Regions from separate parts of the Mus musculus genome. Here all the other regions are linked to region 3. The links are chromatin loops, found by intact Hi-C in ENCODE. Cell type or tissue: heart. All regions are shown on one strand.

Region 1 (4,000 bases), 190 kb after region 3:
AAGCTGGGTCCTGTTTATACATCCAGTCTGTTAGGCTATGTCTTTTTATTGGGGAACTAAGTCCATTGATGTTAAGGAGTTATGATTGTTACTTCCTGTTATTTTTGACATTATTTCTATGTTCATGTGGCTATCTTCTTTTGGGTTTTTTAAATGAAGATTACTTTCTTGCTTTTTTTAGGGTGTAGCTTCCCTCCATGTGTTAGCTTTTTCCATCTATTATCCTTTGTAGGTCTGGATTTGTGGAAAGATATTGTGTAAATTTGGTTTTGTCATGGAATATCTTTGTTTCTCCATCTATGGTAATTGAGAGTTTTGATGGGTATAGCAGCCTGAGCTGGCATTTATGTTTTCTTAAGGTCTTTAAGACACCTATCTGTCCAGGATCTTCTAGCTTTCATAGTCTCTGGTGAGAAGTCTGGTGTAATTCTGATAGGTCTGCCTTTATATGTTACTCTACCTCTTTTCTTTACTGCTTTTAATATTTCTTCTTTGTTTTGTGCATTTGGTGTTTTGAGTATTATGTGATGAGGGGAATTTCTGTTTTGGTCCAATCTATTTGGAGTTCTGTAGGCTTCTTGTATGTTCATGGTCATCTTTTTCTTTAGGTTAGGGAAGTTTTTTCCTATAATTTTGTTGAAGATATTCACAGGCTCTTTAAGTTGGGAATCTTGGTCTTGCCTCTCTCCATCTGATTATCTCTGGTGTTAGCTGTTCTTGCTGTCTCTGACTGTGGCCTTTCCCTCCTGCAAGCTTGTGTGTCAGTACCCCTCAGAGACCAGTTCTTTCTGGGAGGACTTTGGGTATGGAGAGCTATGGCACAGGGTCAGCTCCTGGGTGCAGAACGAGACCAAAAGGATGCTATCCCCAGTTGTTTTTTGGTTCCTGAGTCCTGATGGCTCTGGGAGGGTCTCTCTTGGCCAGGAATTTGAGCAGAAGTGGTGGTCTCATCTGTGCTCACAGGTGTGTCAGCACTCCTGGGAGACCAGCTCTTTCCCAATGGTGTTTGGGTATGGCACATGGTGGCATAGGATCAGCCTTGTCTCACTATAATTGTGTAATTTTAACTTTGTCAAGGACAGAGGATCTATATGTCTCAATGCACTGATACATATTTCTAACAATAACAACAACAATAATAATTTCATTTGCGTTTTACTCATTTAGAATAGCTCTATAAAATAATCATTACCACAGAATGTTCAACATTCCTCAGGAAAAGAATCTGAGTTCTATAAAACCTTCCAAAATTGGAATTTTGAGTATTGGCATATTCCGTAATGAAAAGTTTCATACCTGGGTTGGAGAAAGCATGTGAATACAAGTCTGAATGTAATGTTGTAAGGAGTTACATATAGATAAATTCCATGTTTAGATTTGAGTTTTCTAAAATACCAACTATCTAAGTAAATATTATAAACTCTAACAAAATCTGAAACACTCTGGTTGGAGCATCTTCTATAAGGAATTCTCATCCTGAGTCTTCATTTATGAACGTTGATATTTGAAATCTTTCTTCTGCAGTGGTTAAGTGAAATGTGAATATTTGGGTTGGAAGAATTATTTTTTTGTTACCCTAATTAATCTTTTTCCTAGAATTTAAGCTGCTTCTTTTGCACTTTATATTTCTGAAGTTGATTTGTTAAAATTATTTAATAGCAGCAACTTTAAATGTATGCAGGTAGTATTCTTCTATGAAGCATTATTAAATTTTTACAAAGGAATATCAAAAAGGAAATTTTTCATGACAGATTAGCTCTTAATATTTGTTCTAGGGACATAAGATATATCTTAATTCATATAAAATCCATTTAGAATACAATCATATGTATATTTACTATTAAACTATTTTTTTAGCTTTATCTATTATTTTTAAATTATTCTGAAAATTGCCAAATGCTGAAAACATCTATTTTCCTTGAGAAGTATAAAGTGTTTTTATAAAATATAATAGCTTTTATTAAATTATAATGGCATCACAGTCATGATAATAGTCCTAAATGTCTTGGTTAGAAGTTATAAATGACTACCCGTCTATTTCTGGTAAAGGTACTGAGTTAATGTAATACTAACCTTTTGTATGAGCCTATTGGGTAATGAAATTGTATTCTTTTTTTCTGTGGTGCCCTCTTGTGGACATTTTCTAAATTGCTTATAGCAATAGAATCGTCAAAACTATTATTCTAAAACATCTGATTTTGTAAGCTTCTTTTATATTTTACTAACCTTTTGACAGCTTTTTGGCTGTGAGAGAGAAAAGTAAAAGCCATAGTTAGGGTTACTTTTACCATTTAATTTATTCTGTTGTACATCAGCACCATGCATAGGGGATGGGAATAATCTCTTGTTTGGAAACTTTTAGTATAATGCCAAGAACTTGTACAATCTTGCATTATGAACCTCTGAAGTTCTGCCCACACGGCTTCTCACCATTACGCTTGTTTTACTGATGAACAAGTCTTTTATGACTTCTGAGGTTTCTGAAAGCTTTGATATAATTTTAAGACATGCCTGCTAACATGTAAAAAGTTTGGGATTCATCAAGTTTCTGTTTGTTAAAGACAGGTGTGTCAAAGGCAGCAGGTATATATGCTGCTGGGCTGGTGTGCTTGCATTGAAGTAGAAGGACCGCCTACTAATAACAGCGAGAAGAGGGTTCTTAGTGCATAGTTTCAGGTACCACAAGTCTTAATAATACTGAGTGACTGGATTTATACTGTTTTGTAAGCTATAGTGTTTGTTTGTTTGTTGTTTATATTGTTTTACAAGCTTAGACATAGAAAAAGTGCTTAAGAACTGCTCTTTGAAGGAGAATAGTCTCTGTTTTCTCAGTAGTAAGCACAGGTGCGCTGAACACCGAATTAGTGAGACCAGATTTAGCTGTCTGTTAGTGGCCCTGCTGTGCATGGAAGCAGCAGACAAGGCTCTGTGTAACATGAATGGCAATGCCGTCCTTTCTTTATGTTAAGTGGGATTCCCTGATTTGTTCCATAGCGTCACTTCAGTCTCCCCTTGCTCTGGGGCAGTAATTGGAGTGGTTCCTCAGTAACTGGGGATGTTTAAGCAAATTTATAGTAGTACCTTTTGAATTTTTGCCTCTTCTAGCTGAACTAATTTCATATTTTTGATAGGATGTTAGTATGTCATTATCAATGAATTCAATGAATCCATGAACTAGTTACTTTTCTGTTGTTACAGTAAAATACCATGACCTAAAAAGTGACTGTGAATGAAAGTTTACTGTGAGTCATGTTCTAGGAGATAGCATAGTGACGAGATAGGCAGGGCTGTGGCAACCAGGACAGTCAGCTGCAGCTCCCATGTCATCACTCAGGAAGCAGAGACAGTGAAATGGAAATGATAGATTTATCCTACCAAGGCTCTCTGTGTCAACGTTCCATAACCTCCCCCAAACAGTGCTTCTAGCTGTGAGCTAGTGGGGGCCACTTCCTATTCAAACCATCACAGTACCAGAATCAGTTGTCCAGATACGAGGGAGGGAAATACTCCACGACCTTTGACTGCTCCACCTCAAGGACCTTGCACTATACAGGCCATGGTGATGTCATCAGCTCTTTTACCACACAAAAAATTAGTTTTTGATTCTTTCACTGGGTGTTAAAGTTGCAAGATCCATCACATCACTTTTGCTTATAAATAACTAGTAATATCTATACTATTTTTCTTCAATTTATTCAGACCCACTGTGATCCTGCAGGTACACACACACACACACACTTTTTAGAGTCAGTTTGGTCTCTTTAGGTCCAACATGTTGAAGTTATTTTTGAATCATTAAATTTGTTCAAAAGATTTTCAGATTACTGGTTTTCCCCTCATGATTTCTTTCAAATTTGGCTTGTAAAATTTCTGCTAATACTTAACCTGCTTTTGCATGGGCGTTAATTACCCTGATGGCTGACTCTCAATTCTGACCTTATTCCAGCCTCTTTTCAATCTTTTTCTCCAACTTACCTTTAGTTTCCTAGCACTCTTTTAA
Region 2 (4,000 bases), 260 kb after region 3:
ACAGCGTTGTGGCAGTTGAAATTGTGGGTGGGATTGAAGGCAGATTGATTTGATTGACTGGTTGCTGGATTGATTGATTGATTGATTGATTGATTGTGATGCAGACTGAGAGAATGTACACTCCCATCTCAGTCTCCTGGGGCAGAATTCCAGGTGTCCATCACTCACGCCCAGCCCTATAGTTGTTTTTCTTAAAATTTTAAAAATTATTTTATTATTTTAAATGTACAATTTTTTTGCTTGCATGTGTATCTATGCACCACTTATGTTCAGTGCCTATAGAAGCCAGAAGAGGTCATGGGATCCCCTGGAACAGGATTTAGCTACAGTTGTGAGCAACCACGGGTTGCTGGAAAATAGACCCAAGTCCTCTGGAAGCTCAGCCAGCTCTCGACCCCCAAGACAGCTAGCTCTTCAGTCCCCGTTTTCTTGATATGTTTATTTTAAATGTGAGGTACTAAAAGTATTTCTTGCTGATGTAAAGGATAAAATAGAGAGCTAGATGGTACACAAGAAAAAAAATGTACTTCAGTTTTTGAAGAATAGCACACCAAGGCAGTTGTCAGGTAAGCAGGGAGGTTGCAGTCGTCTGCTAACGCCAGTGAGGCATGTGGCTGGGACACAGTGGGAAGTGACACTGCTTCATATTTAAAAGGAATTTGGAGCTTTGTGTTGCTATTTGAATTACGAGATATCTTCCTTTATTCCAGGCAATGGCTTATTTTCATGGTCCTTTTAGAAACATTCTTGTTCAGTCTTTTAAAAGGCTATTATGTCACCCTGTGCTCTCCTAGGAATTATAAAAAAATAATAAACTTTTGAAAGCACTTTACAAAATTAAAGAATTATAAAAATGCTAAGTGCTTTGTGTGGTCATTGATTTAATCTTATAATGTTTAGGCCATTTTGCCAACTCAATGTGGATTTTATAATATGTACTTGTTCTTACTCTGTTTTCTGTAAATTTTCACATTCTGATTTTATTATATCCTTATGTGTGTTTTTGCTAGTTTAGCAATAGTGATTAATTTTAAATTATTTATTGTAGTTAAGGCAAAAATAAAGTGAAACTGAATTTTCTAGCGTAAAATTCTGTGCATTTATTTAAAAAAAAAAAAAGTCACTCTTACTTTGTAGAGCAGAGCATAGAGAGCATAAAGGCACGCGGACTCATGCCTGTAATTCCTGCAGTCAGAGGTTCAGACAGGAGGATTGCTGAGTTCAAGAGCATGCCAGGCTATGCAGTAAAGCCCTGCTGCCTCCCCTCATGATGGCAGACCCAATCTAATCAAACATTTGAGGATATTGAATTATCTCTGGAAGTTACTTAATCATTCTAATCTTCATTAATAGTATCTGTAAAATAAGTATTTATAAACTTGTCATCTCCTCGCTGTGTGGTTCTGTGAGTAAACACTAGGATGTGAAGAAGCCATGGATTGATTCATTTTGTTTAGACTTAAGAGCCATTGACATTCTGAAGAAAAAAAAAACAAAAAACAAAAAAACAACTGAATCTAATTTACAGCCTTTGTGAAACCCTCTAATGGAAACATTCGCTATGGTGGAAACCGTGTATCTTTGTTATTAACCTTAACTATGTTCAGATTCTGGCTACCTTTCAATAACTACATGTCTTGAGAAGTTAACATTTTTAAAGATTATTTTATGTATAAAATACTTGTTCTGCCTGCATGTCTGTGTGTAAATCATATGTGTGCAGTGCCCATCAAGGCCACAAGAGGATGTGGGATCCTCTGGAACTGGAGTTGCAGGGGTTGTAATCTGTCCTATGGGTGCTAGAAATGGAACCTAGGGACCCTGGAAGAGCGGCCAGTGTCGGTTGCTGAGCCATCTCTCCAGCCTCCTGAATGTTCAAATAAACTCTGGTGTTTCTAAAACTGTAAACTTTCAAAAGTTATAGTATTTTACTGTTTCACAAAACTGTTGCCTTAGGTAAGATTACAGTGTCTGCTGGAGGCAAGCAGTTGATTCATGTAACTACTGCATTGTATAGACATATCCATAGTAACATGAATCCATATAAAAGAATATCTCCTGTAGAGCTAGCCTGAAAACATTAAATAGCCGAATGCCGTCCAGGTCTTTTCACTCACTCGGCTCCCCAGGGAGTGTCCAACACGTTCTGAGGGATACTTTCTCACTGAAGCCTTGAAACAGCTTATTAGTCCCTAGTTGCCAAACTTATCCATACATAGTTTACTGCCTTACACACAGCCCATCAATGCTATTGGTGATTCCTTTCTGGTCTAGACAAGAGTTTCAAAACACATAATGCTAAATTAAAAAAAAAAAAAAGGTGAAATTTAAAAATAGAAAAGCAGGTCTTCTCTCTTAAAGGTGGAAGATGTGCAGCACCAACTATGGGCAGCAGAGGGTGCTGGCTAGCCAAAGACATAATGTTCTCATGGAGGCCGAGTGAAACCTTGTCGTTGTGAGGGGGGCTTCAGTAAACAATTGCTCATGTCTGTGGAGCACAGTGGCTTCATGTTCTTCGGTTCCACAAACCATTAATCTGAAAGGGACCCGTCTTCCTAACTACTCAAGAGCCAGCGATCAGCTGGAGGTATCCATCCTTCACAAATGTGTGCACCTCCTGTGTTTGACCTCACCTCCACCCTGTTGAGGATTGCTCACTCAGAACTCACTCCATACAATTCAGGTAATGTTGGAGTGTTTAATTTTACTTCTTTCTACTGGCTTCCAGTAGTAACTTTCTTAATGAGACTTAAAAGCCTTTCGAAAAATAGTAGCAGGTTATTCACTCTGCTCTAAGCTAGCTAAGAAGCCCACTCCTTTAGGAGCCACTAAACAGTGTCTCATTTGAATGATCAGAGCAGAGATTTCCCAGGGAAAGAGAAAAATCCACTGCCATCATCCTGGCAGAGTCACGTGCCCTGTTTGGTATTGTTATAATTTAGAATGCAAAAAGATCAGTGAAAAACAGTTTGGGGTGACTGAAAAATTGGAAGGTAGTTAACAAAACCCACAGATGCCTTCATATTTAAGAGTGCTTCCTTTTTTGAGCAGCATAGCCTGGTGCAGCTGCTGACATGACAGCCATTGTGGACTGTGAGAAAGAGGACAGTCTGGCAGCAGGCTTTGTAGTGAGGATGATGAAATGAGGCAGTTAACACATCTGCAGGAAGAAAGCAATAGCCAGAGCCATGCCTGTCAGCACTGCAGCTGGGCTTCAGTGAGGTGCTGAGGATACAGAGACTGTGCTTGATGATGGTGGGCCTCGGGGCCTCTCACACATGACACACTCTGGCAAAAGAGAAGGAGCTGATAAAGTTTTCTCGTGTGAATGTCCCTAATAGAAAATGGGCCAGTGGAACTGAAAGAGAACACTGATAGCCAGAGAGGGCAGTGTGTGTGAACCGGCTTTAAGGAATATGATTCTGTTTAACAATAGTTTCTTAGCAAATTTAATTTTGTCTATTTTGGTTTTGTACCTCTTCTGAAATAAAAAAGGCAAGGAACATCTTTTTTACACTATTCTTGCTCACTGCTTCTGTTCATTCCAGGTGTTAGGCACGTAGGGCTTGGTCTGCTGTATCACTCGGGACTGGGGATCACATAGTGTTATCTGAGAATACAAAACAGTGCGTAGACGATTCCTTAAACAACAAAATATTCCAGCCACTTGTACATGGAAAGTTCCTCAGGAGCACGTTGACTTCTGTATTGCATAGCTGCGTTATTATTATTCCAGCAGAGATAACCCAACAGCATGGCTCTCATTTGCTTCCTAATTACAGATGCATTTCCCCTTAATCCTTATTAAAATGGACTTTTTAAAGAGTAAGCTGAAATTTCATCCTGTAAAATAAAATGTAAAGATTTACTAGTAAAACTACTTCATATTAATGTGTATTATTCAAACCAGAGCTCACATTCTGATCCCCAAGTTTCCACTCACGACCACAGTCTCCTGGCAGGGCAGTGTGTAGATGCAAAGTGAGATTCGATGCACTCT
Region 3 (4,000 bases):
TGGATGTGTCAGGCTGTTGCTTAGGTGACAAGCAGAGAGAGAGGATGCTATGGGTTGGCTCTCAGATGACTCACATTTAGGTTGGATGACTGCCTGAGAAGAAAATGTTCAGCACAGAGCACCAATCATAAGCATATGCCGCCAACACCACTGACTGCTGTGCTTGGCTGGACTGGGATGACTTCCTGGAGGATAAAGTTGCTAAGACAAGGAACCCATTGTAAAGGATGATAAACTGAGCCCATCTTAATGTTTGATAAATTGAAAAAAAATCATGAGATGAACTTCTCAAGATGCTTTCTGCTGAAACAGGAAAAAAATGAGGTTGATGTGGAAGTTAGGAGAATGCGAGGTGGGCAGGAGAGTTTCAGTGGTGATTCCCAGTACTGACATTTTAAAAGCTGGTACTGGGGTTCAATGGTTAAGAGCACTGACTTCTGTTCCAGAGGATGTGAGTTCAATTCCCAGCAACCACATGCGGCTCACAACCATTTGTAGTGGGATCTGATGCCGTCTTCTGGTATGTCTGAGGAAAATTACAGCATACTCATATATATAAAGGCTGGCATTACTGTGTGTGTGCATGATGAGGGTGTGGAAGTGTGTGCATGTGTGAGAGAGATGTGGCAAGGGTGTGTGTGTGTGTAAGCCAAGGACAACTTTGTAAAGTCTGTTCTCTCTTTACACTTGTAGACTCATCAGGATTGTGTGGCAAGTGCCTTTGCTTACAGAACCCCCTCATGGCCCAGTATTGACATTTTAATCACTTAGTTTTTGTTATTGTTCCTATTGTCCTGAGTAGATGAAATAGATATCAAGGTGTGTGTCTTATTTAGTTTCAGTTGATACTCATTTTGACTAATATTGACTTCATACACATGGCTCCAACCTCTAAGAAAACTTTGCCCAATTCGTTTTAAAGAATATTCTAGAAAAAAAAATAAGCAAACTCATTTGTATAGTTGTGAGAAGATGTGTGTGTGTATTTTATGGTTAAATAGTAGACAAATGAATGTGTAAGGGGTCAAGTTCAATGGGGGTTAGGGCTGTCGGGGTCGGGGACCCAAGAAAAAAAGAAAGATATTCCTTTAGTATCTTTTTCCAAGCACTATAACTAGTCATGGGCTTTCCATGTTACCCAACAGGGCATCCAGCAAGACTCTGGTGTTCTAAATTTGTGCACCAAGAGATCACTGCAGTAAATATTTTCTGTCATTGGACTGTAATTATTATGCTTGTATACAATCAAAATCAACCAGAATTTCCAGAAGTATCCCAACTACTATAGTTACAAATGCCAATTGGCTTGGGGGGCAGGGGAACGTAGCTAATAATAACTAATAATTATAAACAGGACAAGAGAGGGAAGTGAGGGCAGTTTTACTTCAAACAGATTTACAAGATGATTGGCATGTATTCTTGGGGAATCCTGAGAAATGAGTCAAATCTCTAGTGGACTAGCACCCCTCCACCAGCACAGTAGCTTTTGGGTTGCCAAAGTCTCACTCTGGTAGCAAGACATCTTCTTTCTGAGCTGGGCACTCCTTTTGGTGGCCTTTCTCCACTACTCTCACCAGCGCTTGGACCCGCCCACCCTTCCCGGGCTGCGCTCCGCCCACCCTCCCTAGCCCTGCTAAGGCCCGCCCGCCTTCCAGGGCGCATCCTGTTCACTATCCCTGGCTGAGCTAGGGCCCGCCCACTCTTCTGGACCGCGCTAGGTTCCGCCCACTTTCCCGGGACACGCTCCGCCCACCCTCCCTGTCCGCGCTCCGTCCCGCCCACCCTCGCTGCGCCGGCCTCTTCCCACCAGCTCGGAGCTGCAGGCCACGGCCGAGGGGCGGGGCGGGGCGGCCGGGAGGAACCGCGTTGAGGAGCGGGAGGGAGATCCGCCGCGGAGTTACGTGAAAGTTGGTTCGAGTTTCCCGGTGTGATCCCTTGCGTTCGGCCGGCTGCTCCCGGGCTCCTTTCCTCCCTACGGCCTTCACGGTCCATTCGGCCCTTCTTTCTGCCACCGGCCGCCATGGAGCAGCCGCCGGCGTCCAAGAGGTAACGACGGCGGGAGCGGGATGAGGACGGAAGCAGCGGCGCGGGGCGGGGGCTACTAGGCCCGGCCTGCCGCCGCGACCCTGTCCCCGCCTGCTCGGCGCTGAGCGCAGCCTGGTCCAGGCGCCCACCGTTCGGCTCCGTCCCTCTGCGAGGCCAGGGACCCAGAGGGGACGCCGAGTCTCCGTGCCGACGTCTTGAGGGCCTGGTGCGCCGCAAATTGAGTGGCCCTCGCTGGGTTCCCGGCCCTTCTGGTGGCTAGGAGGGTTTGAGTAGTAAATTCCAGAAACCTGGAGATAAGGACATCAATGCACGCTTCTCTTATTCTCTCTCTCTCTCTCTCTCTCTCTCTCTCTCACACTCTCTCTCTCTCTCTCTCTCTCTCTCTCTCTCTCGATCAAGTCTTCTTAATAATATAACCATTCACTTTGTGAAGACAGATCGCTTATTTACAGTTTAAGGAATTAAGTATATTAATAGCCACGCAGAATGTAAAACATTATGGATGTGCAGCAATGACAGGTGTTTCCCCCCTCCCCCCAAAGTTCTAAAGAATTTATGGATCCAAGATAGATGGAATGTTAACTTAGAACCTCTCCCCCATATAGTTTTGCACATAAAAACAGTGATACTTTGGTATGCTATATATTGTTTATGTTTAATCATGGACATATTGGATGCATCTGTGTACAATATGTTTGAACTAATCATTTCAATCATCTTAGGAAACTAAATGTCCATTGATAAACGTTCATAATGTCTTCTCCCTGTTCTCCATGAATGAATAAAATAATTGTTTGACGCTGGGTAAAACATTTAACCTCACTTTCATTTATAATTTACAAAACTGTCTAAGAGAGTGCTATAGTGAAGATTAAAGTCTTCATGTGCTCTAATATCTAGAGATATTTAGATGTAAGGTGTTAGACTCATGAGGTGGAATCGTTAAAAAGGTAGGCACTTTGAGAACCGTTGTGAATTGTGTGATTAGACATGTGAGCCTTGGTTTCTGGAAACCATCTGTTCAGATGCAAAAAAGGGGAGGATGTGGACAGTTTCCCAGAAGGGACAGGCTATCCTTCTGGGCCCTGGAAGCAAGTCAGTTGTTAGATTCTAGCATGTTATTGGTGTCTTTCCTCTGGTAGTCCCTGGATACTCGCCTTCCCCACAATAACAGAAGAAAACCTGAAACTTTTTTTTCTTTCTGTTTTGGAAGGGCAGTAAAGGGGAGATCTTTGAGACTATGGCATAGGCCAGCTGGAATGACTGAATTGAAATAAAAGATCTGTGCTGGTTGGCTGTACTGTAAATTATCAGTTTCATTATAGCTGTAAGAAAATGCCTGCACTTGACATTAGTGAACCTGGACAATCAGAAGTTGTGGGTGACAATTCCATCGTGACTTATACTTTACAAAGCCATGCTTGCACATAAAACTTTACATTTTAAATTTCCATTTCTTCAAAGACTCATTTTAATCTAGAAATGCAATTCTTTTAGTTCTTTTGTTTTTCCCCTCATATGTTGTGCAGTGTGGCTTGAGTGCCTGGGTTTAAGAGCTCCTTCTGCCTTTGACTCAGGAATAGTTGGGACTAGGATATAGTTCCTGTGCAGGAAGGGATTGTTTTTAAAATTCCATTTTGTTGATTTGGTATCCCTGCCCTCCACCTCATGTGTGTGTGTTTCTGTAAACCCAGGCCATGACGTGTGTGTAAGTCAGCACAGCTTACAGGAGTTGTTTCTCTCCTTTCACTGAGTTCTGGGGCTTAAACTCAGGTGATCTGGCTTGGTGGCCGGTGTCTTTATCTAGTGCGTTATCTTGGTGTCCCAACAAGAAGACATTTGCAATAAGCAAAAGATACAGACTGCTAATCTTTTATATCTTAGTATCTCAGTGTTTTATTTTATAGCATTTCCAAATTAATAGTGTTTATCCTCACAACAACTCTATGCAGTA
Region 4 (4,000 bases), 73 kb after region 3:
TCATTTGAAGTAAACATGTAGTTTGGCCAGAATAGACAAAGTGGCCAAAAAGAGACTTTAAAGAATCCTCATGCATCTTATAAAAGACAGTTTTATTATACTTTCACTAGCCCCAAATATTACATTCTTTTTGGTTAGAGGCAGAAAATTGGAGTCAGTTCAGAACTTTTATATTATTATAGATTCACAATAACCATTAGCATTTCTGGAGTTAGTTCTTTATACACACAAACCTCTTTTCTAGGGTCTTCTCCTCGCTTTCATGCTAGCTTCTAGGTACTATGTCAGTTTGAACTGTTGGTCTGTAACTGTAAGTTATAGAGAACCACTTCATTCATTCATTCATTCATTCAAAGGCAGAGTCTACTACAGAGACCTGGCTGGCCTAGAGCTCGTAATCTAGACTAGACTGATCTTGAACTGTGGGAGATCTACCTGTCACTGTCTCCTAAGTGCAAGTGCTAATTCTTTGTAAAATTAGTACTGTATGTGACTTGACTTAGGGTTGAAAGAATGAGTAGAGTTTGTTGTGATACCTCCATATTAATGTCAGCTTTGCCCAAGTCTTTGTCCACAGTTACAAGATGGCTGCCAACAGCCTGGCTTCTAGCTGTCAGTTAGAGATCCAGTGGTAAAGAATGATGGTCCTGCCCCTCAGTGCTTCAGAATGGGCAGTCACTGTGAGCATTTGGACTGTGATGTGGTAGCTGACTTACCTTGTGGCTATGATGGACTGCAGATGGCAAAGTGACTGCCTTATAAGGGGATCAGAATGTGTTAGTAGAAGCTCAGTGTGCTAGACTGGCCAAAAAGAACTTTTTTTTTTTTTTTTTTTTTTTTGCATAGTTTCAAAACAAAACGTTCCCTAAAATACACTAAGAATTAAAAAAATTTTAAAAGCCCCTCAAAAATAGCTTCCATAATGAAAGCTAAATTTTGATAGAAGTGCCTGGTGACGCTGATTGTCAAAGAGGTTGCGCTCCTAACTTCTTCCCTTACAATAGAGGAAGGTTGATATTTCACAAAGAGCCAGTTGCTCCTATTCAGTAGTAAGTGAATTCTTCTGGAGAGTCTACTCATGGCATTAAAGTCCAGTGTTGTATTTGTGCTTCCCAGCCTCTCTGTTTATAGCAGTTTTCTTAATCAGAGGCACTGCAATGAGTTCATTTGTGTACTAGGGGTTGAGGAGAATGTTAGCTTTTCATCATGGTTCTAGAACACCAGAAGTTAAAGCAGGAAGGCTAATTTGGTACATGGAGTTCAGCTGGATCCCTTGCTTGCTTTGCTGTGACAAGGCAGAGGATCATAATAGGAGGCTGTGGGGAGCAAAGCTGCTCATCTCAAGGCTATAGTTGGATGGACAGACAGATGGATGAACGGAAGAGCAGGGCATCACATGTCCCTCCAAGTCCTGCCCCACAGCTGCCACACCATCTAATAGCCCATTCCACCATCAGTCTGTCCAGCCTACTGCTGGACAGACTGAGGATCTAGTGACCTCTAGGTAGTAACCCCAGCTGTGCACCAAGCCTTCAGTACAAGTCCTTTTGGGCATTTCATATTAAATCATGGTAGAGTGCGCGTTTTGTATAGAGAGTGATACCTTTCTTTTTATTTGTGTCCCCCTGGAGTCAAGATTGAGTTTTGGGTTTTGTAAGTCATAGCTTTAAAACAAATGGAAAATAATGACAACACACACAGAGTGTAATGGAATGATTATATATTTTCCATTCTCTTGGATAAAATTAGTTCCTGTTCTGGTTTTTGACCAATAAAATTAAAGCTCCAAAACTATTGTACATGTGTATTGCTTTGTTTGTTATTTTTAATGGTCATTGACTCCGTTCAGAGAAGTGGGACTTCTTGAGTCGTTAGGCATCATTTCTCCCAGTTCTCCCCTCCAGTGTCAGGAAACAAACCCACAGCCTTGTGCATGTTAGTCTCTGTTTTAGCTCCATCCCCAGTTGGTATGTTCAGTTTTCTAGATGTGTCTGAGGTGGTTTCATGAACTATTTTTATGGCTTGGGTATAACAGTTTCAGTTGTGGAAGCAGACAGATGGGCTTTAGTATTGACTCAACTGGTATATTTCTGCTTCTCAAGTTTTCCTAATTTTGCTAAAGGTGTTTACTGTTAATTGCACTATGGAACTCTCCCTCAGAATTTAAGCTGCTTTTACTGCAGCAACTTTTACTGTTACTATAAACTATTATTTCTTTTGGTTCTTGTACTCCAAAGAGCATTTGTTAGGATGTGAAACATCTGCCTTCCCATTTGTTATGTTTTCCCATGTGCTATATATTTCAGAAAAAGACAAAACTCAAAACACTAGTTGCTGATACTGAACTATACATGTATGTGCATGTGTGTGTGCGCACAGGTGTGTGTGTGCACGTATATGCACGTGGGTGTGTTACTGTTTTGTGTAGATTAGAAGATAATGACTGTCATTGGGGTATTTTCATACGTACACATAATGCACTTTAATCACATTATGTTTCTTTATTTAAAATGTTTGTTTTATGCGTCTGTGTGTATGCATGCCATGCTGTGGCAGTCAGAGGACAGCTTTGGGGAATCAGTTTTTCTTCCTCCATTATAATACCATGTGGGCTCAGAGGACTAGACTCAAAGCTCCAGGCCCAGTGGCCAGTGCCTTTACTCATGAGCCATCTTCCCAGCTCCTGGCATCTCTTTTTAATTTTCACTTTTTGGAATTAGAGGAAACATGCAGTAAATGTCTTTATGTCTTAGTTTGCCTGCTGTGATGACCTACAGTTCTATTGTTTTTGGTTTTTGTCTGCTTTTTGTAACCGACTTTTTTTTTCACCTTTATGGTACCACACTTTAAAACTTTTGATGCTGTGGATGGCACTTAGGCTGGTGGCTTTATATGTTTTTATGCCAGTCACCCTTGCATTCAATAGTATTTTTTCCTCTCCTTGGTCACTTGATAAACTTTGTCCACTCTTCAAGTGTCAGGTTAGTTATGTCAGCTGTGAAGCTTCCCTGGATGGGACAACAGTGTAGTGAGATCAATGCCAGAAGTCGGCCATTTGGAGCCAGTGCCATTCAAGGCCTCTTAAAGATTATATTATTGCATTCTGACCTGTTTGTTTAATGACATATGTGTTTGTGTATGGTGTGTAGTGAGTCGAGGTGATGTTCAGCCGTAAGCATATGGCGGTCAGAGGATAACTTGTCAGATGGTTCTTGCCTTCCACCACGGGTTCTGGGCATCAGACTCAGGCTTGTGCAACAAGGGGCTTTACCCATCTTGCTAGCTCTTGGTCAGTTTTAAAGATCTTATGCAAGGGGACTAGAATGTTGGCTAAAGCAGCTAAGAGCATTTGTTCTTGCAGAGGGCCTGAGCTCAGTTCTCAGTACACATGGCTGTTCACAACTCTCTATAATTTCACTTCCAGGGGATCCAATACTTTGACCTATGTTAACTCCTATACACATACATGCATTCACACACTCACACACACATACACACACATATATTTTTAAAAAGATCCTATGCAGAATCGTGTTGTGAGTAAAACTTAGTATGATAGTTTGTAATAAAATTTTAGATTTCACTACCACAATGACTTGTAGTATCCTTGTGAGCTAACAGTAATAAGTACATAAGTAATAAGTAATTGATACAGTGTTTCATATGGATCGATGATTAAATGAAGATGAGTTAACTTTGACTCATTTTTAGAAATGGAAATTCCTAGCTTTGTATAAAGTTAAAAACTTCACTTGCATTGGCTTTTACTGACTAAAAGCATTAAGGATTTCTGTTTATTTTAAAATCATTTATGCATTTGCCCTTGAGACAAGTTGGTGGGTGCATTTTTTATCAAAACCATATACATGGTGACATATTAAATGTATCATATTATTATACTAATCATATGACTCCAGAAACAAAAGTAACCAGAGGACTAAAGCCTATCAAAACCATCTTTTTGTTTTTGTACAATGAAATTCTTTTTAAATTTGCCAGG
Region 5 (4,000 bases), 220 kb before region 3:
GAGAAAAATTGGGAAATATTTAAAACCATAAGTAAGACTGTAAATTAATACACTCTGTTAAACTATTAACAATACATATTGAAATCAGACATGTGCCTACCTCCTAGATATACTTTAGGGAAACTAATGCTTATGTATATAAATATGCACACAAGAGATTGTTCATAGACACATTATGTTCATAGCCAGCAATATAAAGAAGTGAAAGTTCTACTGACAGAACAGATAAACTGTGACATCTTACAAAATGGAATACAAAAGCAACACAAAGAACAAGCTGCTGCTGACTCAGCACTATGGGTTCATCAAAACAGCAGCAGCAGCAGGAGGAGGAGGAGGAGGAGGAAGAGGAAAAGGAGGAGGAAGAAGAGGAAAAGGAAGAGGAGGAGGAGGGAGAAGAAAGCACCAGTAGCTGCTAGGCAGAAATCACTTCTATTTACCTGAAGCTCAATAGGTTAAAACCCAAACACCTCCTTCACGAAAATCTAACTGCTATGGCATGCGGCTCAGCAGCAGAAGGCCTGGCCAGCATGCAGGCAGTGCTAAGTCCAGTCCTTCATCTGAGTAACACAAAAGTGCAGAAATGAGACCAGCAGTGTCTTGGGAGTCTGGTGTGGTGGGCACACAGGTACATCTTGTAGGGTGCTAGAGACACCCCTGCCTTCATCATGATGGTGAATTCACAGGTATTTCCATACTTAAAGTTCAACAATCATACTTAGGATTTGTTCTCATTTTTAAAAACTAAAATGAAAATATCAAAGACATCCAATAACGTTTGCAGAAAATGGGGAAAGCTGGTTTTCTTAGTGCTTTGTCTGGATTATCCAATAACAAGAGTACGCCATGAAAAGTATTGATAACCATCCCCCCCATCAGCTCAAGCCTCTCCTACAAAGCAGCTGCTCTCTGGCTCTTGCGCTCCCGCAGATAATGTGTATACACATAGCTCAAGCATATGAGAAGTACTTGGCATATGTCATTGATAAATGTGGTAAGTGAATTATTGAGTATGTGAACTTTGAAGTCAGAGTTATTTGCATCAGATCATTCCAATGCCAAACCAAAAAAAAAAAAAAAAAAAAAAAAGAAAAAACCTTAAAAAGTGATTAGTAAAGATGTTTCCAGTTTTACCATCATTCTCAACCTGTGTCTAGTCAATCTGAGGATCCATGAGTGATGTCATTTCTCCTGGTAAAAGGAACAGAACTTTACATGTGCGTGCTCTTGCTGTTTTTCACACTCGCCCACTGACCCAAAAGAAGAACAAGCATGTAATGTTTCCCCGTTTCATATGACATTGTAAGAGTGTGCATATTTGGCAGTGCTTGAGAACTGAGTAAACAAGCTGAAATTTCTATCGGCTGAAAAAATGTTGGGGAATCCTAACAGAATAAGCCCTTACGAGGCAAAAAGCCTTGTATTTGTTTGTTTGTTTGTTTGTTTGTTTTCTATAAAATGAAGTCTCTAACTACACAGTAGGCAAAACACGCTAACAGGAAATTTATTATCATTCAAAACATACTAGACAGGCTATGTCTATCAAGACGAAGATGTTCCGATGGCAGCTGTACTGCTTACCTGTTCCAGAACGTCCAACTTTAACTCGAGTTTGCTGAGAACCACGTCCCCACCCCATAGTGAAAGCTGGAGATCTGAAGGTTTTAAGTTCTTGATATAGCGATTCACATAACTCATTAAAATTGGAGTTACGTACGACTCCAGCATCTTCAAATTTAAGCGTCGAAGTCAGATCCTGAAAAGGGTAAAGACGGAAATTTTGTAAGTAACTGAATCGACAGGCAGCAACTGGAAATGCACTTCTCAGGAAGCTTGGCAAGGCCGCTCTCCCGGATCGCCCGCCCGCCCTCCGGGTCCGGGCGCGAGCTCCCCGCTAACTGAGCGCCTCACCTGACGAGGAGTAGGCAGAGAGGCTGGAGGCGGCCGGCCCCCGGGCGTGGGAGGACAGCACGTCCTGCTTCACTCCTACCCTAGCGCAGCCCAGCCAGAGGCGGTCGACTCCCGGAACGCAGGCGGATCTCCGGCCATAGGACCGAGCTGGCGTCAGGCCCGCTGCTGCCGCCGCCGCCGCACCCGCTCCAAGGTAAACACGCCACAGAGCGGCGGCGTGCGCTCTTCCTCCGGGTACCTGGCGTCCGCCGCGGAAACGCCTCACGCGTTCCGCGCCACTTCCGGGTGTGCGGGCTTCGCCGTCCGTCAGGTTTCCGCGGTGGGGACAAGGACCCCGCGCGTCTGCCTGCCTGGGACGACTCCGGCTTGGCTAGGCCGGGATCCCCGCTGCCACCGCTCTGGGTTAGGAATTAACTCTACGAAGAGCTCGGTGCGGGATGCGGACCGGTAAAGTGGAAGCACCGGCGATCCGGAAGTGGCGCTGCAGGGACACGGCGATGGCCGGGACGTGACCCAATACTGCCCAAGAGGCTTAGTAGTCGGAGGCGGCAGGAACGCAGGGTGCCGTGGAGGCGGGAGAAGTAGCCTTCGTTCTTCAAGCCCAGAAAATTGAGAAACGGTTGTTTTCCGTGGCTACTGGAAGAACTGGAAAGAGGAACTGGGATTCGGTAGGGTGGAGGTCAAAGACAGGTGGGAGGAGCTAAGAAAGGCGGAAGATTTAAATTTACTGCTGAAGTTTTTTTGCAAGGCCGGGAAAGTGGACGTGGGTACACAGTTGAGATCAGGGGTGAACAGCTTAAAAGAGTGAGCTTAAACCATACTGTACATAATCTCGTTCTCAAAGCAGAGGTGAAATAGCCCCTAGTTAGTGTGCATAGGGTGCATGGAATGGAGAGGACTGGCCTACCGTCTAATATGGAGGTCCCCAAAAAGCTGAGAGAATGTGAAAATAAGAGTCCTGAGCCAAAAGTGAAATAAGTGGTAAGGACAGTGTGGATTATGTTACGATGAAATAGATGTATAGATGTTAGTAGTGGTAACTTGTGGGCTAACAGCAATAACTCAAACATCTACCTTAGAAGATAATAGACTGAGTGGATAGAAATAGCATGGGATATGCTGCCTTTTTTTTTTTTTTAAACCAGCCTCTCTTAATTTTAGGTAACTTTTGAAGAAAACATAGTGTCTTGAAAATAGTTTTCCTTTATAGGTTATTCAATGCCCACTCATAAAACTTTTGAAATTAAAAAAAAATACTATTTCTTGAGAGAATTGGAGATTGCTATAGAAAATGGTATTCGTGAGACTGCCAAAGTTCATTTTAATAGTGAAAATAATGAATTAGATTTCGCAGGCAGAAAAAACAGCAAGCAATTGCTAATTCACAGCAGCTGCTTCCTCAAAAGCCTTAATAAATGACCATGTAATGTGAATGTTATGAAAGCCTAATTAGCAAAATAAACATTTTTCTTGTTACCCAAAATACTTGAACAGCAACTAGGTTGAATCCATGGCTGAGAAGTTTTAATATTAAAATTCCCATAAATCTATACATGTGTGACAATCTAATAAAACACTATCAGGATGTTACTCAGATGCTTAAAATAATATATAGAGTGCTAAACATGAAGTTTTTCTTTTATATCCAGAAAAAAGGTGCCAAATCCCTAGCCTAAAAACATTATCTGGATACAATTTGTTTGTTTACTAAAAGTTAATCATTTTCAACCCATGAGTGTTGTTCTATAATCAAAGTAAGTTTAATTCATTTGTATTATTATTGTTTGTCAAATGAGTAGGCTTCTCCAAAGATCCTCTGTTCTCACATCTTTTTTAAGATTTATTTATTTATTATATGTAAGTACACTGTAGCTATCTTCAGACACCCCTGAAGAGGGCAGCAGGTCTCATTATGGATGGTTGTGAGCCACCATGTGGTTGCTGGGATTTGAACTCAGGACCTTCAGAAGAGCAGTCAATGCTCTTAACCACTGAGCCATCTCTCCAAACCTCTCACATCTTTTCTAAGGCAATATACATAAACACAATATATTTTTGAAGTCTCTTCTGAAAGACCATGAGGCAAATT
Region 6 (4,000 bases), 78 kb after region 3:
TGTGACTTGGATTTTATTATACTGACTCCATTTGGGTTTTAATCTGTGTTCTTGGTGACTAGTATAGGAGCTCAGTCTAAAATAATGGTCTGATGTAACTTTTATTTAATAATGTAAAATCAAAAATTAAGATAATGTCATGCCCCTATTGTGGAAAGTGTTTACAATAATTTTTTTCTGTTTGTTTGTTTTTGATATGGGTTTTCTTCATATAACAGGCCTGGCTGTCCTGGAATTCACTTTGTAGACCAGGCTAGCCTTGAGCTCACCAAAATCCACATTCCTCTGTCTCCTGAATGCTGGGATTGAGTTTTACACTACCAACCCCAGCTTAAAATGATTATTTTTGGGGGAGGGGCGTAGGAACTTTTGGCAATTGCAATCAAAAGTAAAGCAGCTTTTGCTGTTGAAATGTGGCACACCAGCTTCTTTATGGAAGATGCCAGACAGAGACCTTTGCTTGTGCCCAACTCATGTATGTATGTACACAAGAATGGACTGGCAGACACTTAGTGACCCTTATACTTTTAGATATTTTATTTAAAAATATACTAAAATGTAATGTTACTGAGGTTGTTAGGATAAAAACCTAAGCTTGGCCACTTGCTCTCAGTAGACTGATTAAGACACAGCTAACAGTGAGAATCAGAGAGAGGAGGTGCCTTCACTGCAGATGCAGAGGAAGAGGAACAAAGAAAGAGGCTCAGGAACTTAAATATAGGCAAGATGTTTGCTTAACTAAGTAGAATTGGTCAAGGCGTGGTCTTCCCATGATCTGCCATTGTCTAGGCTCCTAGGCGCTCATGTCAGTTGTCAGCACTGTGTGAGATATCTTCTTGGGAGATAAGTCTCCTTTCTGGATAGAACCATCTTTCAGCCCTTTTCCTTTCCTAGCATTCCTGGGGTACAATGCTAATGCCTTGGCCTACATTGTCTCTGGTAGACAAAGGGAGGGGCACACATTTCCTTTCAGGATGTTGAGCTTTTTTTTTTTTTTAAAGCAAACATAATGTGGGAAGTCTGAGAAGTTGACACGAAAACTACTAAGTGTAAAGAATGCTTCCCTGTCTAGAATTGTACAAATTCACCATTTATTTCCATTTTGTATTCTGAAACTTCTAGCAAAATGATGAAAGACTCCTGAGTAACAGAGGTTGTTTATGTTAAAAACAACAAAAAACAAACAAACAACAACCAAACCCAACCCAACCAAACCCAAACCTCTTTTATTAAAATGTAGTAAAGAGGCAGAAACCACAGTATATCTTAGGTTCAAAGCTCATGACACATTCAGATATTCAGGATGCAAGTTTGGAAACATATGGACACCATCAGATGACACCGTTTCCACTGGACTAGGGTACGTGCTGCTGACCATGCAGCCAGGGTTTGATTTCTTTATGCTTTATGTGCAGATTCATAGACTTCTTTGGCTCACCATTTGGACTTCTTCATTCAGCTTTGTGAATTACATTGTTGCGTGGGTTTTCATTGTTCTATAACAGTCTCCTTTGGGAACATACCATTAACTTTATTCAAATATTCTTTTGATTGTCAACACTCAAGTGAGTTGTTAAAATAATACTCTGTCACACAGTCTAAAATCAAGCCCTGCTTATGTCTAGACGCTGAGGGGTTAGAAACTGTATTGTATTTGATTAGAGGATGATATGAAATGAAGAGGAACAGTGTGACTCGTAGAGGAGTGTGAGGAAGTTCTTACTGACTGGACAATAATGAAGATAGTTTCAGGGGTCTACCCACTCTACCTTTATTAGGTCGGCACCCAATGCAGGTAGACCATCAGTGTTTTAATTATATTGGAGGGGGAGAATATGCAAGTGCACATGTGCCAGTGGAGGCCAGAAATCTTTTGCATTGTCATGTTTTCTGCCACATTGAGTTACACATCTCTTACTCTCCCTCTTTTCCCTCCTACTCCTTCTGTGCTCTTCTTCCATAATTTCACAGTGAGTTATGCTACTCCACTTGGGGCCATGATCTAGAGTTTATAGAGAGCAGACACAAATGAGACTCTTATCTCTTATTTTCTGAGTGTGACTGCAAACCATTCATGTAGAAGGGTAGAAGAGCCATGGGCATAGATCAATGATCTCATTGCAAGCAGACAAAAGCAAAACCTTGCAGTGAATCACAGAGGTTTCTTCCTTGTACGACACAGTAATATCTGTTGTCATGGTTTGGATAAGCAGCCTTCTGGTCGATGAATTAATGACTCAGGCCTGTGGGTGGTGTTACAGAAGGTGGTGAGGTAGGGCCTTGAGGTCAATAGGTCGTTAGGCATTTTGAGCCCTTGTGGTCCTCGTTCTTCCTTTATGCCTGGCTTATGATGTCATCATTTTGTTGTCCTAGCACAGTCTCTTGGCTTGCTGCTGTTGGTCTTGGCCTGTACCTTTCTCATTCTGTGTTAAATTTCTCAGTTATTTTGTTCTAGGGCAGGAAGCCAACACATACACATTAGCACCCTTTTGCTTGTCCATGAGTCTGTCACTGGACCTTGAGCTTTGCATTCCTTCTAGTTATGCGAATAATGTTGTCATGAAAACAGCCAAGGATCTTGATTTCTGAGAAGTGGAATCCCTAGATTGAAAAAGTAACTTTAATTTTTTTTAGGAATTGCCATATTGTTTTCCAAAGCAGCCTTACTATTCTCCTTCCCTCTAATAGCACACAAAGGTTTCAATTTCTTCCATCGTTGTTAACATTTTTTACTTTGGACAATTAACAATAATCCTATAAAAATAAACTGAAGTTGCATCTCATTGTGGTGGCTCTCCTCTAGTCTTTTAATTTTCATAATTAGCATTTTGAAGATCTTTCATGTGATTAATAGCCATTGTATATCCTTTAAATTATTATCCTTTATTATTTCATGTACATGCATGTGCATACTTCACGGGGTTGTGATGTGTTGGTGACTGTGGCGCTCAGAATGCAGTTTGTGTAAGTTGGTTCTGTCTTACCTTGCTGAGGCTGTACCTCTTGTGTTTGCTGCACTGTGTACTCCAGACCTGCTGACCTGGAAACTTCTGGCTCATTCCTGGTCTCCCACCTCCCACCTCCCTGTAGGAATGCTAAGATCAGAAATGGATACTCCTGAATCTGCCTTTTTATTTGAATCGAGGTCAATCTCGGGATGTGAGACTTCCGTGTTCTGACCTTCCGAGCATCTCCTTAACTGACCTGCTGAGCATCTCCTTAACTGGAGTCTGTTTATCTTTAAGGAAGTACCTATTCTGGCCCTTTGTCTATTTCTAATTTTTTCTTTTGTTGTTGTCTTTTAGGAGTTTTCTGTAAAGTTTGGAAATTATTGTTTGATCACAAAAATACTTGCATTTTCCTATTTTGGGGACGGAGTTTAACTCTCTTAATACAGAGATTAAAAAAATATTGTATTTTCTTTTGCACTTGTGTCCTTTTAATTATATCCAGAAAAATCATTGCCAATTGCCAGCTTCCTCTGTCTCTCTTTTCTAATAGTTGTTTGCATTTAGTCTTACATTTAAATCTTTAATACATTTGGGTTAATATTTTGATACAGTGTTAGAAAAGATTCTTCTTTTCCCCATTAAATGGTTTTGATAACCTTGTTGGGATCATGTGACTAGCTAAACATGGGCTGTTTCTGGGATCAGCATTCTATTCCAGTCACCTGTATGCCCTTCCTTACGACAGTAAATAGTAAGACTTCAGATAAAAACTATAATCTTCTGTTTTGTTCAGACTGTTCTTTGTCACCCATGCTGGTCCAGGTGGGTTTGAAGGTCTGCCAACCCCACCTCAGCCCCTTAGTTGTGAGCTGACAGGTGGGAACCATCACCCAGTTTGGCTCCATTAAGTTTAAGATTATTTTCTTTGTTTCTCCATTAATGTCTCTGAGATTTTGCTTGAGATTACACTGAATCTGTAGATTGCTTTGTGTAGCATGGGCTTCTAGGCAGGAAGTGTGAATGTGGCAATCGGTACATTTCTGTTGCCA
Region 7 (4,000 bases), 180 kb after region 3:
TTTTGCCTTATAGAAGCTTTGCAATTTTATGAGGTTCCATTTGTCCATTCTTGATCTTAGAGATAAGCCACTGGTGTTCTGTTCAGTTCTGTTTTCCCCTGTGCCTATGTGTTCAAGGTTCTTCCCCACTCTTTTCTTTGTTTCCGGGTATCTGGTTCTATATGAAGGTCCTTGATCCACTTGGAATTGAGCTTTGTACAGGGAGATAAGAATGAATCAATTTGTGTTCTTCTACATGCTGACCACCAGTTGAGCCAGCACCATTTGTTGAAAATGTTGTCTTTTTTCCACTGAATGGTTTTAGCTCCTGTGTCAAAGGTCAAGTGAGCATAGGTGTGTCTATTCCATTGATCTACCTGCCTATCACTGTACTAATACTATGCAGTTTTAATCACTTATTGCTCTGTAGTACAGCTTGAGATCAGGGGTGAAGAGTCCCCAAGAAGTTCTTTTATTGTTGAGAGTAGTTTTCTCAATCCTGGTTTTTTTCTTATTCCAAATGAATTTGAGAATAGTTCTTTCTAACTCTATGAAGAATTGATTTGGAATTTTAATGGGGATTGCATTGAATCTGTAGATTGCTTTTGACAAGGTGGCCATTTTTAATAATATTAATCTTGCCAATCCATGGGCGTGAGAGACCTTTCCATCTTCTGAGGTCATCTTCGAATTCTTTCTTCAGAGACGTGAAGTTCTTATTGTATAGATCTTTGACATGCTTGGTTAGAGTCACACCAAGATATTTTATATTGTTTTTAACTATTGTGAAGGGTGTTGTTTCCCTAATTTCTTTCTCAGCCCATTTATCATTTTAGTATAGGAAAGGTACTGATTTGTTTGAGTTAATTTCATATCCAGCCACTTTGCTGAAGTTGTTTATCAGCTGTAGGAATACTCTGGTAGAACTTTTAGAGTCACTTAAGTATACCATCATGTCATCTACAAATAATGATATTTTCACTTCTTCCTTTCCAATTTGTATCCCCTTGATCTCCTTTTGTTGTCAAATTGCTTTGGCTAGAACTTCCAGTACTATATTGAATAGATAGAGAGATTGGAGGCAACCTTGACTAGTCCCTGATTTTAGTGGAAATGCTTCAAGCTTCTCTCCATTTAGTTTGATGTTGGCTACTGGTTTGCTGTATATTGCTTTTACTATGTTTAGGTATGGGCCTTGAATTCCTGATCTTTCCAAGTCTTTTAACATGAAGGGATGCTGAATTTTGTCAAATGCTTTTTCAGCATCTAGTGAAATGATCATGCAGTTTTTCTTTAACTTTGTTTATATAATGGATTGCCGTAATGGATTTTCGTATATTGAACCATCCCTGCATCCCTAGGATGAAGCTTACTTGATAGTGGTGAATGATCATTTTGTTGTGTTTTTGGATTCTGTTGGCAAGAATTTTATTGAATATTTTTGCATCAATGTTCATAAGGGAGATTGGTCTGAAGTTCTCTTTATTTGTTGGGTCTTTGTGTGGTTTAGGTATAAGCATAATTGTACCTTCATAGAACGAATTGGGTAGGGTACCTTCTGTTTCTATATTTTGGAATAGTTTGAAGAGTATTAGTATTAGGCCTTCTTTGAAGGTCTGATAGACTTCTGTGCTAAACCCTTGTGGTCCTGGGCTCTTTTTGGTTGGAAGACTTTTTTTTTTTCCTTGATTGAAAAAGTTGTGTTTTACTTTTCTTTTTTTTTTTAAATTGGGTATTTATTTCATTTACATTTCCAATGCTATCCCAAAAGTTCCCCACATGCTCCCCCACCCACCCACTCCCACTTCTTGGCCCTGTACTGAGGCACATAAAGTTTGCACCACCAATGGGCCTCTCTTTCCACTGATGGCCAACTAGGCCATCTTCTGATTCATATGCAGCTAGAGACACGAGCTCTGGGGGGGTATTGGTTAGTTCATATTGTTGTTCCACCTATAGGGTTGCAGATCCCTTTAGCTCCTTGGGTATTTTCTCTAGCTCCTCCATTGGGGGCCCTGTGATCCATCCAATAGCTGACTGTGAGCATCCACTTCTGTGTTTGCCAGGCACCGGCATAGTCTCACAAGAGACAGCTCTATCTGGGTCCTTTCAGCAAAATCTTGCTAGTGTATGCAATGGTGTCAGCGTTTGGATGCTGATTATGGGGTGGATCCCTGGATATGGCAGTCTCTAGATGGTCCATCCTTTCATCTCAGCTCCAAATTTTGTCTCTGTAACTCCTTCCATGGGTGTTTTGTTCCCAATTCTAAGAAGGGGCAAAGTGTCCACACTGGTTGGAAGACTTTTAATGACTGCTTTTACTTCTTTAGGGGTTATGTGACTGTTTAGATCGTTTATCTGATGTTGATTTAACTTTGGCACTTGGCATCTGTCTAGAGAATTGTCCACTTCATCCAGCTTTTCCAGTTTTGTTGAGTGTAGGCTTTTGTAGGTGGATGTGATGACTTTTTGAATTTCCTCAGTTTCTGTTGTTATGTCTACCTTTTCTTTTTTTTCTTAGACATTTTCTTCATTTACATTTCAAATGCTATACCAATGTCCCCTATACCCTCCCACCTGCCCTGCTCCCCAACCCACCCACCGCCCTTCTTGGCCCTGGCATTGCCCTGTACTGGGGCATATAATCTTCTCAAGACCAAGATCCGCTCCTCCAATTGATAGCTGACTAGGCCATCTTCTGCTACATATGCAGCTAGTGACACGAGCTCTGGGGGTACTGTTAGTTAATATTATTGTCCCTCCTCTAGAGTTGCAGACCCCTTTAGATCCTTGGGTACTTTCTCTAGCTCCTCCATTGGGGACCCTGTGTTCCATCCAATAGTTGACTATGAGCATCCACTTCTGTGTTTGCCAGACACTGGCATAGCCTCAAAGGAGACAGATATATCAGGGTCCTGTCAGCAAAATCTTGCTGGCATATGCAATAGTGTCTGTTTTTGGTGGCTGTTTATGAGATGGATCCCCGTGTGGGGCAGTCTCTGGATGGTCCTTCCTTCCCTCTCAGCTCTGAACTTTGTCTCTGTAACTCCTTCCATGGGTATTTTGTTCCCTGTTCTAAGAAGGAATGAAGTATTCATACTTTGGTCTTCTTTCTTTTTGAATTTCATGTTTTGCAAATTGTATCTTGGGTATTCTAAGTTTCTGGGCTAATATCCACTTATCATAGAGTGCATATCTAGTGACTTCTTTTGTGATTGTGTTACTTCAGTCAGGATGATATCCTCCAGATCCATCCATTTGCCTAAGAATTTCATAAATTTATTGCTTTTAATAGCTGAGTAGTACTCCGTTGTGTAGATGTACCACATTTTCTGTATCCATTTTTGTTGAGGGACATCTGGGTTCTTTCCAGCTTCTGCCTATTATAAATAAGGTTGCTATGAACATAGTGGAGCATGTGTCCTTATTACAAGTTGGATCATCTTCTGGATATATGCCCAGGAGAGGTATTGCTGAATCTTCAGGTAGTACTATGTCCAATTTTCTGAGAAACTACCAGACTGATTTCCAGAGGCCTTTTTGTCTTATCGACAGTGTCTTTTGCCTTACAGAAGCTTTGCAATTTTATGAGGTCCCATTTGTTGATTCTTGATCTTATAGCACAAGCCATTGCTGTTCTGTTTAGGAATTTTTCCTCTGTGCCCATATCTTCGAAGCTTTTCCCCACTTTCTCCTCTATTAATTTCAGTGTCTCTGGTTCTATGTGGACGTCTTTGATCAACTTAGACTTGAGCTTTTTACAAGGAGATAGGAATGGATCAATTCTCATTCTTCTACATGATAACTTCCAGCTTAGCCAGCACTATTTGTTGAAAATGCTGTCTTTTTTCCACTGGATGGTTTTAGCTCCCTTGTCAAAGATCAAGTGACCATAGGTGTGTGGTGTTAGTAAGGTTCTTATGTTTGCCTTTCGCCATGTGGAAATCTCTGGTGTTAGATGTTCTAGCTGTCTCTGGCTGGACCTTGTTCCTCCTGTGATTCTGTTAGCCTCTGTCAGGAC

The links. A loop is a pair of places that touch in the nucleus more often than their neighbours do. Peaks named below come from ENCODE experiments on the same cell type or tissue, not always from the same donor. Only the 100,000 strongest peaks of a DNase experiment are listed, where the experiment ranks them.
Region 1: a loop joins it to region 3, with 2.0 times the contacts of the local background. A loop is called at or near these places in 2 of 42 quality-filtered maps.
Region 2: it touches region 3 in a loop (2.1-fold over the local background); 2 of 42 quality-filtered maps call a loop at or near these places.
Region 4: it touches region 3 in a loop (2.1-fold over the local background); 5 of 42 quality-filtered maps call a loop at or near these places.
Region 5: it touches region 3 in a loop (10-fold over the local background); 2 of 42 quality-filtered maps call a loop at or near these places.
Region 6: a loop joins it to region 3, with 2.8 times the contacts of the local background. A loop is called at or near these places in 5 of 42 quality-filtered maps.
Region 7: it touches region 3 in a loop (2.2-fold over the local background); 2 of 42 quality-filtered maps call a loop at or near these places.

The regions. Positions count from the first base shown.
Region 1 is chr15:34,966,899-34,970,898 of GRCm38, reverse strand. All of the region lies in intron 8 of Stk3 (serine/threonine kinase 3), which reads left to right. Among named protein-coding and RNA genes, the nearest start is that of Gm52204, 59 kb to the right of the region's middle. In heart, a CTCF peak has its summit at 2,137 (motif pointing left); no DNase peak of the experiment used is centred here; H3K27ac peaks cover 478 bases.
Region 2 is chr15:34,889,999-34,893,998 of GRCm38, reverse strand. The region is part of intron 10 of Stk3 (serine/threonine kinase 3); the gene reads left to right. Among named protein-coding and RNA genes, the nearest start is that of Gm52204, 18 kb to the left of the region's middle. In heart, a CTCF peak has its summit at 2,386 (motif pointing right); a DNase peak (open chromatin) is centred at 3,188.
Region 3 is chr15:35,153,573-35,157,572 of GRCm38, reverse strand. Stk3 (serine/threonine kinase 3) reads left to right here and starts at 1,767. Exons shown (of 11, transcript NM_019635.2): 1 at 1,767-2,046. The coding sequence starts at 2,021. In heart, no CTCF peak of the experiment used is centred here; a DNase peak (open chromatin) is centred at 1,742; H3K4me3 peaks cover 2,131 bases; H3K27ac peaks cover 1,412 bases.
Region 4 is chr15:35,080,669-35,084,668 of GRCm38, reverse strand. All of the region lies in intron 4 of Stk3 (serine/threonine kinase 3), which reads left to right. Among named protein-coding and RNA genes, the nearest start is that of Stk3, 73 kb to the left of the region's middle. In heart, no CTCF peak of the experiment used is centred here; no DNase peak of the experiment used is centred here.
Region 5 is chr15:35,369,689-35,373,688 of GRCm38, reverse strand. It overlaps Vps13b (vacuolar protein sorting 13B), which reads right to left and starts at 2,571. Exons shown (of 62, transcript NM_177151.4): 1 at 1,912-2,571; 2 at 1,582-1,756. The coding sequence starts at 1,728. LOC115488525 (a long non-coding RNA gene) reads left to right here. Exons shown (of 2, transcript XR_003951638.1): 1 at 1-994; 2 at 1,529-3,461. In heart, no CTCF peak of the experiment used is centred here; DNase peaks (open chromatin) are centred at 1,978 and 2,488; H3K4me3 peaks cover 1,962 bases; H3K27ac peaks cover 1,523 bases.
Region 6 is chr15:35,075,373-35,079,372 of GRCm38, reverse strand. The region is part of intron 4 of Stk3 (serine/threonine kinase 3); the gene reads left to right. Among named protein-coding and RNA genes, the nearest start is that of Stk3, 78 kb to the left of the region's middle. In heart, no CTCF peak of the experiment used is centred here; no DNase peak of the experiment used is centred here.
Region 7 is chr15:34,972,596-34,976,595 of GRCm38, reverse strand. The region is part of intron 8 of Stk3 (serine/threonine kinase 3); the gene reads left to right. Among named protein-coding and RNA genes, the nearest start is that of Gm52204, 64 kb to the right of the region's middle. In heart, no CTCF peak of the experiment used is centred here; no DNase peak of the experiment used is centred here.